2 separate regions of the Homo sapiens genome follow, and region 1 is linked to region 2. Evidence: chromatin loops called from intact Hi-C (ENCODE). Cell type or tissue: sigmoid colon. All regions are shown on one strand. Each heading gives the region's core, and the rest is flanking DNA. Links, peaks and the distances in the headings are about the cores only.

Region 1 (5,377 bases), core at 76-5,075, 560 kb before region 2:
TCATATTGTTTGAAAAATGTTTTCTTCCCCACTGTCTCCTGCTTTAATGTTCACGCTCATGTTATAAAGGTAGACTTACAAAGGTAGGAGTTTTTTCCTAATTTTTAAAAAACTCACAAGATTTCATAGACCACAGGATGTCATTCAGAAAATGAAAATGTGTCATTTTATCTTTTCAAACTGTCAAATAAAGGCAGCTAGTTAACAGAGAACCACTTAGCTCGTGTTAACTGATGTAGAAAGCTGCCTCGCCATGGATGTAACGCTGTGGCTGTCACTGGTGTGCCGAGCGTTTTCACGAGGCACTCCCCTCTCATTTTCTGTCATTTCACTCTAGAGTCACTGCCAATTCCCTTCTCAATGGAGAGCTTCTGGTGTTCTGTCCATTGTCACTATAACCAGAATTGCTGGGTGACTGCGGACTCCCCCCCACTCATAAGCCCTAGTTCAGATCAGAAAAGCAAAAATGTTTTTCAAGTGAAATTCAACCTTGAGCATTTTGGAAAAACAAACAGTTCATTTCAGTGAGTCATCTCCCTTCCCATTGGCAGGGTTGTCCAGAACAGTAGATTGTGCCACCAGCTGCACCTGAGGCCACAGGGCTTCCCATTTGTGTCTTGCTGGCTTCAGTCTTGCTCATCATATCCATGGTTGACTTTTGCAGGTGTGAAAGCTGTGGAGCCGTTTTCCATTCTGAATGCAAAGAAAAGTCTGTCCCCTGCCCGAGGTGTGTTCGCCGAGAGCTGCAGAAGAAGCAGAAGTCTTTCTGGCAGAGACTGAACATGGACGAGAGTCTAGAGGAGGCTTGCACCATGTTCGAGCTGTCCTACCAGAACACCTGACTCCAGCCGACCCGAAGGCCAGGGATTCACCAATCAACAATCCATCAGCCCCAGAGCGGCCTCCTAACTAGCCAGTTAGACCCCTTTGGAAGAAGAGTATGTATCCTCTTCAACTAGATATAGATATATATATTTATTTATATATACGCAAATACCTATACGTCCTGTACGTATGCTCTGTGTACATCATTGTCCAGACGATCCACAGAACCTCTGTGGCTCGAGAAACTACCAATAGCTGGATTACACTTAGCCAAGAATTTCAGCTGCTTGCTCCCAGACAAAACGTGGTATACACAATGCTTTATAGTTCAGACTTTTTTTTTCTCTCTGTCTCTCGGTACATTTTATTACCCAAGACACAAAAGGAAGCATTTCCTGCACAAAACAGTGCTTTAGGTTATTTTTGTGTTATTTATTTTTAGCCTTCACAGAGGCTGAGGTAACTGAGGCAGGCACCCATCATCATCTGTTTCATAAGAAAACCTTCAAAACACAAGAGACTGCTGGGTCCTTCCAGGACCTGGTGTCCGTGGCGCTCCCGCCTCAGTTCCTCCTGTGGAGGCGGGGAATCACGTAAGCAGAGCCGATGGCTGGAAACAGGAGCCAAGCCCCCTCTGACAGAAAGCATACACCCCTCATTTATGAGGAGGGCTGGTTCTGGTTTTGAAGTTAATCTCAGAAGTTTTTTTCCTGAGAAGAGAAGAAACCTCTGCGACCAATAACTGCGTGTTGTCGGTCTGTTTTTCGGTACTAATCCCATCACCCACCTAATGATGTGACGCTCCACCGTGTTTTCCAGGCTGTACACATGGCTTTCTTAACAGTTTTCAACGGGTGCCCATGGTTGATATTTATGATTTTTTTCATGATGCTGGCCGGAGGAAATGTCCTGGGGTGGTTGTTAAAGACATCGTCGTGTAGACTGGTAGATAAGGCTATCTAGTAAGTATATTCCCAAAGAGGGTCGTTTTAGTTTCTTTTCTCAGAATCCTGTGGAGGCAGTTCCTACCTATTCATTTTAAGTGCTTTATTTCTCGTTGTTCTTCCTGCACTTTCATTTCGACCTTTGTCAATGTGACCATTCTTGCTTTCTCATTTTTTTGTTTAAAAAATCAGAGTAATGTGGAACTTCAAAATACCAACTTTGGACTATTAAGAAAATACAAACTTACAAGTATAATTAATGAATTAGATCTAATATTATTTAAATAAATATATATATATACACACACATATATAATTGCCACCTTGAAGTAAAACAAAGAGTGCTAAAATAAATAATAGGAGTAAGAAAGAGATCTGCTTTGCTATTTGGCAGGTAGTGTTCTCCAGCTGCAGTGCCCTTGGAAGAGCACGTGGCAGTCACTGTGACCAAAACGGCAGGTAGGACAGCCCTGGGACCCTGACAGCTCCCATTCCTTCCCCTTAACTCTCCCTAGAGCAAGAAAAATATGTTTATAATGGAACAGTTCTCAGTAGACTTTATGAGAAGATTCTGTAGCTTTCGCGCTGAGCAGATGCCTTCTATGTCTTCATGGTTTAGTAGTTTTGCTGCTATTAGGATCAGTGGCTCACAACATACTTGGTACATTCAACCCCATTGCTCCTTTCCCCCACACGCCGCTTCCCCAAGACCCCAACTCATGATACTTCCATCCATCTAGAGATGTGACATTTCAGACTGACTTTTGTGCAGTTAGATGTAAGCATTTTACCTCTCAACCCACACCAGTTCCTTTGGCCCCAGGCCACACATTTCACCTTAATAGCTCAACACCATACATGCATTTATTTTCTGACTATACAGTAGCCGCAACCAAGGCTTGAAAACTTGTTAAAAGGCCAGGGCCCTATTCATGAGACGCCTGACGGTGCCTTTTACCCTTAGAAAAGCAGGTTGACTTTTCCCCCACTCTAGTTAAAGAGAATGTTGCACACAAAAGAAAAAGGGTGGAAAATCTCAAACACTTGGCAACAGGCAAACAAATTTGATCATCTCCTTTCCTCCTCCTCTTGGTAAAATACAGTATTTATATTTTCCAGCCTCAGAGAAGATAGCAGAACATGATCTTTCACAAGAGAATTATAGACCTGCTTATTATAAAACAGATGTGCTCCCATGGCAAAGTGCCTTCTCCCTCCGCCCCCAGCTCCCTGTCACTGTAGCTTACTTTTGCCTTCGCTGTAATTAATGTATCCGTGATTCCAACTGTCAGCGAGGCCATTCCTAGCACACTGCATTTGGAGACCTGAAGTGCAGTGCCATCTCCTCCCCTTGTAACATGTTTGCCCTGCATACAGAATTTCCTCTCCTAGCTCACAGGCACCCAGGGTCATACCTGCCGAGAGTCAAGGGCGAAATTCTGGATCCCCGTTCAAAACATCTTTGTTTTCACCAGTCCCCATTTAGAGGGCCCTGCTAAATACGAGCAGTCCCTGTGAACTCCTAAGGAGGACTTTCCACCCACATCATTTTCTGCTTATTTTCAAAAGGGAAACAAAAAATCGATGTGTTATCACCATCAGCTACCCAGAGCTGGGTCCATGTCCAGCACTCCTGTTTCCTCTCCTTTTCGTACCACCCTGACAGCTTGGTCGGTGCCAGCCACAGGCCTATGACATTCTCTGCCACCACCACCAAAATCTGATAGGACAGAGTGGAGCCAGCTTAGGAGTTGGGTCTGCCATGAAAATTCAAAATTGCTGTTTTCAGCCCAGAATACCTTGGCGCACATGAACGCCCTTACTGTTTTCAACTTTAACAAATTACTTGGTGCACTGTTAGGTAATTGTTCCACTGCTTAGAAACTGTCGAAACAAAAGCAAATCTGTGGATTACCACCTCTTTCAGACCAAACTAATACCTGCTTTTCCTCGTGTTCCATTTTTCATCCCATATTAAATATCTTGCACATAAAACATATGAAAAAATGGCCAATTAATCTCCTGGAGCTGGCAACTGACTCCGGGGAACCGCTTTTTGCTGAAAGGCTCATTCCCTAGTGTATCACTTGAGGAAATCCCTCCTAAAAGTGCCAGAAACTCATGTGTGAGATCGTCCAACCCTGGTGAAATGTTGGCATCTAACCCCGCAGTAAAGAAGCCAGTTCCTAAAATAGACCTCATTTTGCACCGCGGCAGGAAGGCCACAAAGTACTTAAAAAGCCGTCAACTGGAATGGGGGTAGTGTTCTTTCCAGGCCCGCTTTTTCCAAAGTTAAAAGCCTCTTTATATGAAAACCATGTAAACTCTCAGCAGCCCCCTTTGCTTCACTGCCTTTTCTAGGGAGTGCATTAGAGTCATTTTTACGTCTGTAGTGCTAAAGGGTCACCTAGTTAGGAGCTTTAACATCGGATTCGCTGAGAGGGTCATCGGTTTTTGATTCTTCTAGAGTAGGCCTCCACCAAGAAGGGAATACGTCTAATACTTGGGATCTGTGGTTTGCAACACAAGTGGTATCCCTCAGACTCCTGAAAAGGGACTATGCCGTGACTTCCTTCCGGCTGCAGTGAGATCCGAGGTGTTTACACCACCCTAGTTGCCGAATGCAGCCTTTGCTCAGCTAGAGTGTGTCCTCTGACGGAGCCTGGCCTCTGTTTTTGTCTCTGTGTGTTGTGTGTACACACTGAACGTGGACATCGGATAGTTCTTTTCTGTGCCTCCTCAGAGAGGCTTGGCTTCCAAACCTGGGAGTTTGTTCTCTACCCATTGGCTAGAAAAGGCCGTCCATAAATTAGTATATCCAGGTGGGACTAGCACGATGCCACGCACACTGAACATTTTCTGCAGAGGGGCGTTAGCAGTGGAAGTAGAGACACATTCTGGTCCTCCTTTAGAGTCAAGCCAATGCTGTTGCTCGTGTATTTGTGCACAATTATTCATCTCCGTTGATCTGACACACTCTCTTGAAATCACTAGATTATGAAACAGATCTTCACCTCCTGATTCCAATACTGCCTGGTTTCAACACAGGGGTTGTTTTATTTTTTTACTTCTCCTAGTAAATAGAGATGTGTATAATTTTTGCCCATTTTATTTCTTGAGTTGTCTGCACCACTTCTTTTCTTACTCTGAAATAATGTGAAAACGTGAAGTTGGAGCAAGACCTTGAAAGAGCCTCCCTCCTTTGCGTGACCTGAATCGGTAGCGGCACTCTCTGTTTCCCCTGCCTCCGTGTCACTTGTTAGTGATGGGCATTAGGAGCTTCATATGTTGCACACCTTGTATCACTCTTCCGACCCTGAGTCAGGTAGAGCTGTCTGCTCGAGGTCGAATCCAGTGATGGGTGACTAAGCTCTGCTCGGTTAATGTAAACAGACAAGTGTTGATTTCTGTCATGTGGAACGGTGTTTCGACAGTTAAGTCTAGCACCCAGTAGTCTCCTTATTGGTAGACGATTCTAATTTCATTGGATTCAAAAATCTCTGACTCAAGGGTCTTTCCTTAGTGCGTTTTAATGGGTGCATGGCTGAGGGAAAATCCAAGTCATTGTTAAACTCTAGGTAAAAGACAAGAGTATGGGATACCCTCCT
Region 2 (5,377 bases), core at 130-5,129:
ATTTTTTTATTTTTTTGTTACAACATGCTTGTAAGCTGAAGGGAATGGCCAAGTGGAGGGAAATTAATAACATAGAAGGCAGAGGACAACTCTAGGAGTGAGTGCTTGACAAGGCAGTGGAGGAAGAGGTTCCACTGGATGAGAGAAGGGCTTGCCTTGGACTGCAGTGGGGAGGGTTTACTTTCTGTAGTAAGAGGGGAGGGTAACTATGTGAGGCTGTGGGTACGTTGGGAGCTTGCTCAGTTTGGCAATGGGAAGATGTAGAGGTTCTTTACTGTCTCAGTGAAATAAAATATAAAGTATTATCTTTCACTTCTCTTATCAATAATTATTGATTATTGACAAGCTGAAAATAGAAAAAATAATTATTGACAAGAAATTTAGCTTCCTCGTTGATATCAGGCTCTCACTGAGCACCCCCAAATGCTCTTGGATATATACCATTGTCTCCCCACTCCCACTTTGGGGAGTGAGAGTCTGATTTAATTTATTCACCGGCAGCTCTTTTCAGCTCACCAGGCTGACGTGCTGGTGTTTTGCTGTTTTTACCCATCGTGTGTTTCTCTCCATTGAGATAAACTTCTTCCACAAGAAGCTGCCTATCTTGACAAGTCTGTTTTGAGTCTGTGCTCCACTGCACAGCCAGACCTGAAAGTGACGGGAACTGACAAACTCTCTGAACTTGTCCCATTGGATTTGTCTAATGGGCCTTTCCCTGACATAGATGAAAAAGTCATTGACAGAAGCAGACCACTTACCATGAACCTGAGGAGAGGTATAAGCAGCGACAGATAAAATAGGGCTTGAAAAAAAGCTGGGAAATTCAGGAGCATACGATGGGCCCAAGGAGATCTTCACTTTGAAATGCGAAGCTGAAATGGATGGGTATTGGGTTTTGCAGCCCCAGGTCACCGGCTGACCAGTGAGAATGCCGAGCTCCTGTTCTCTATTGCTCTCCCTGCACTGCACTGCAGAGAAGCTGCTAAGTGGTGACTTGGGGGTCAGGGGTGGCTTTCAGCATCCCCTCTAGGCCTGAGGGCTGAGTTCTCTTTCCAAAGAGAAAAAAGTGCTATTTGAAATTTCGTGGCCACTTAGAAATTCTAGTTTGTTGGCAGAATTCACACTGAAGGAAGTTTTCCAAACAGAAGAGTCACATCTTAGGAGTGGTATTTTTAGGTTCTATAATCAACACCTAACGTGAACATCATATAAACTCAGAATTACCCTTGAAAAGCCCTTACATCACCCTTAAAACATATATCCCTGTGTTCTAATTTTCATTCACAGTGAAATTTGAAAATCATTGCGCTAGATTAAAGGAACAAAAACAGGAAGGAAACATATGTGCAGATGTCTGGCCTCAGACCATTCTGCCTTTAAGGCAGATACCAAATCCCCAGCTTTGAGAGAGCACTGAGGGGAGAACGCAAAACATCCTTGTTGGGCCACAGGGTTTACTTTATTCCCCTTGAATCTTAAGCCTTGACAGCTTTTACAGATGGTAAAGGATGTGTTCGTCATCGTGATGAGTAATTGAAATAGCGGCAACGCATCAGGTCCAGGTTAGGGGTAAAGTGAAATGATATCACTTCACTCTATTTTCTTTAAGAAGAAGCTGTAGATAAGTCAGTGGATATGTAAAGGTAGGATCCAGGTCTCCTCTACAAGGAGTAAGTTGGCTGAATGAAGGTTAAAATGGCTTGATTAAAGTAGTAAAGCAACTAATTTCTTAAATACTTAGGGAAAATGTAAAACGCAGCCTAGCATAGGAGAATCCTATGTGAAAAGATAGCTGATAGTTAGTTTTCAAAAGGGAACAGAAGGACCTCTCCATTGTCAGCCAACACTGGAGTCTGAAAAGTAGCACTCTGAGGAGAGAGAGATGGTAGAAGAGAAAAGGCTTTGAGGAGGAATAGAGCCTGAGCAACATGGCGGGCCACAGACAAGAGAGAGGACCAGCCATGGGCTCTCCATGATATGGTAGTGCTGATGTTCTTGGGGAACAGAGATATCAGGCCTTGACTTTTGTTTTCCTTTTCTGGCTTTGGAAATTCCCTTATGATCTTCTCGAGGCTTGGGTAGAGTCAGTTACCTAGAAACATCCCTAGGGAGTAGGAAACTATGCAAGGGGTCAGAATCCAAGCTGGAATGGAAAAATGAGGAGAGTTGGCTCAACCCTCCCAGGACCACTCTTCCCCAAAGAGTAGAAACAACAGTATATTAAATGGTTGTTGCAGGTCCAAGGACGTGATCAGCAGCAAAACCATCAGAGAAATTAAAGGTCGAACAGAGATAGGAAATTAGGAGCTAGGCAATGTGGAGGACATGGCTGCAGGAACCAATGGAAGAGTAGATTGAAACGAAAGTCCTTTCTCCTAAATATGCTGGAGTCGGAGTTGCTGACTCAGATGGCTACAGGTGCCAGCCAACAGCATGAATAGTTGAAGAGGCTTAGTATAAGCTTCGTGCTAGGCTCCTTCTACTACAATTAAACATCATACCCACTAAGTTACTTTGGCTTTTTTTTTTTGAGACAGAGTCTCGCTCTGTCACCCAGGCTGGAGTGCAGTGGCGCGATCTCGGCTTACTGCAAGCTCCACCTCCTGGGTTCATGCCATTCTCCTGCCTCAGCCTCCTGAGTAGCTGGGACTACAGGCGCCTGCCACCACGCCCTGCTAATTTTTTGTATTTTTAGTAGAGATGGGGTTTCACCGTGTTAGCCAGGATGGTCTCGATCTCCTGACCTCGTGATCCGCCAGCCTTGGCCTCCCAAAGTGCTGGAATTACAGGCGTGAGCCACCGCACCCGGCCTACTTTGGCTTTTAAAACATTGTGGGGATGTGTTGAACAGTAAAACAAAATAACTTTTTGGGTTTCATATTACCCCAGGCTCCCAGACTGCAGCCTCTGAACTGGGGAAGGTAACCCTCTAAAGGAGGAGTGTGATTCTGCAATCATGTGGATGGAGCTTATGCCTGTTCGTGTTTTCAACACGGAGTCCTTGGAACTAGCACTGCATGTTCACCCTGCCAAGGGAAATTTACAGCTGAGGGCCTTTGGATCCTATCCAGAGTAGCATCTCTGTCTGCCCCACTGGATACAGCTCAGTCTTTGGTCATTGCAGAGATCTTTTCCATTTACTTAGTGTTCTGGGGCTTTAAAGGGAATGTGCACTCATGCTTCTGCCACCATTTCTTGGTTTGCCACCACTGAGGCTAGCTCATCTCTCTCTTGGTCTAGGTTCTTCTGAAAACACAGCCTCAGTCAAGAACTGAATGCAGGTGTTTTATTTGGGAGGTGACCCTAGGAAGCAAAAGTGAGGGCATGGGAAACTGAGGCAGGGGAGGAGGAAAAACTAACACACAGGTGCATGGAGATCTCTGCCGTAGGCATACAGAGTGGGGGTGGAGTGTCGATCCATTGACTCTCAGTGGTTGGAGACAGGAGGAAATTGACTTAACTTCTCTGGCTGTCTGCGTTTTCCCTGTGTGAAGCTCCCAGAGCTTCAGAGAAGCCCTGAGGCGGCAAAACAGAGAACTTTAGTAGCAAGCTTGGGATAGGTGTTGGCAGTGTGGATCTGACTTGAGGGAAGTGGCACCATGCAGGGCATCAAAAGTAACTACTACAGTCTATAATGTGAAAGACCCATCCAGGAAGGACCCGTCCATCCTGGGAGTGCCACAGACTGGGTGCTGCTGCCCTGACCTGAGCTTGGCTTTCTTACCTCTCTTCTGCCCATTCCTTGGACAATGGGAAAATTGCTCCATGATATCAGCCCAAGGATGCCTCTTCTACACTGTTCTTTTCCTCCCTGGCTTTCCTAACACTCACACTCATGGGTTTCCATGTGTGAGCAGTAACTGCAAAACTTACTTCCCTTCTCTTTCCTCCTTTACCTTCTGTCTTTTTTTTTTTTTTTCCTTTTCATAGAGAATGGGGGTCTCACTATATTGTCCAGGCAGGTCTTGAACTCCTGGGCTTAAGCTATCCTCCCGCCTCTGCCTCCCTAAAAGCTGGGATTACAGGCGTGAGCCACCATGCCTGACCTCCTCCTTTACCTTCTAATGGCCTTTCCTTTTCCTTTTCTCTTCCTTACAAAACGTGGTTGTCTCTGACATTCAAGTCCCTAAGGCTCCAATCTTCTTCCTCCCCACATCCCCAGGGATATAATTTGGTCCCCAGTTTCAGCTCTCACAGCTGTGTCACTGCCTCCAGCTGAACATCTCCAGGTAGGTTTTTCTCTCTATTTCTGGCTCTCTGTTTATCCTTACCCATCTCAAAATTACCTGGCTATTATGATGCTAATTCAAGTTTGAGAACCTCCCTTTAAGTGTGAAATCTCCCACAGTGAGTTGGATCCTTCTTTTTTGGTTATCTTTTATTCAGCCCAGATCAATATGTCTAAAAGTGACATTTTAGACATATTGACCCCAGCCCATGCCTTTCTCATGCTTGCCAATGTCCTCTCTGCCCTAAAAAAAGAAAAGAAAACACTCTAACTATCCAACCTATGTGCATGCTACTGTCCATTCATGTCTACATGTGTTCAAATCTGGTACCACATTTAATTCCTCAGTGTCTTTGGTGGTGGCAGTCTACCTGGTATTCATAGGCCACGGCGTGGAGTCAGACTGAGGCAGATCATGAGGTGCATGGCCAAACTCACTAGAGTCTCAATATACAGGGGTGTTGTGAGTCAGAATGCCAATGCTAGAAGGATCACTAACAACTGGCTTGAACAACTCATCACATTAAGATGAAGAAACTGAAGCCCAGAGAGATACAGAGCTTTGACAAAGGACACAGGCCCGGTTCATGCCAGAGTAGGGCCTGGAGTGACCATGTTCTGTCTTCCTTCCCAGAGCCCTTTCTACAATAACATAATTAAACAAGGAGCCTGCATCAGGGACTTTTTGAGACGGAGTTTCACTCTTTTTGCCCAGGCTGGAGTGCAATGGCACTATCTTGGCTCAACGTAACCTCTGCCTCCAGGGTTCAAGTGATTCTCCTGCCTCAGCCTCCCAAGTAGCTGGGATTACAGGTGTGCACCACCATGCTCAGCTAATTTTGTATTTTTAGTAGAAATGGGGTTTCACCTTGTTGGCCAGGCTGTTCTTGAACTCCTGACCTCAGGTGATCCACCCACCTCAGCCTCCCAAAGTGCTTAAATTACAAGCATGAGCCACCACACTGGGCCACGTCAGGGACTTTTTACGTGCAAGCAGAGGGTACCGAGCTCAAACTAGCTCAAACAATAAAGGGAAGTTATTTCATATAAATGAAAAGTTTAGAGGTATCTGGCTTCAGGTGACATTTGAACCAGAAGCTTAAATATGTCAACAAGAACAGGTGGATGGAATGCCTGATTAACCTCACC

Evidence for each region. Peaks named below come from ENCODE experiments on the same cell type or tissue, not always from the same donor. Only the 100,000 strongest peaks of a DNase experiment are listed, where the experiment ranks them.
Region 1: it touches region 2 in a loop (6-fold over the local background); 1 of 110 quality-filtered maps calls a loop at or near these places.

Annotation. Positions count from the first base shown.
Region 1 is chr2:207,823,784-207,829,160 of GRCh38, reverse strand. It overlaps PLEKHM3 (pleckstrin homology domain containing M3), which reads left to right. Exons shown (of 8, transcript NM_001080475.3): 8 at 665-5,377. The coding sequence ends at 842. Among named protein-coding and RNA genes, the nearest start is that of FZD5, 57 kb to the right of the region's middle. In sigmoid colon, for the core only: no CTCF peak of the experiment used is centred there; DNase peaks (open chromatin) are centred at 3,000, 3,950 and 4,390; H3K4me3 peaks cover 997 bases; H3K27ac peaks cover 661 bases.
Region 2 is chr2:207,262,149-207,267,525 of GRCh38, reverse strand. The region is part of intron 1 of LINC01802 (long intergenic non-protein coding RNA 1802); the gene reads right to left. Among named protein-coding and RNA genes, the nearest start is that of LINC01802, 4.4 kb to the right of the region's middle. In sigmoid colon, for the core only: no CTCF peak of the experiment used is centred there; a DNase peak (open chromatin) is centred at 3,015.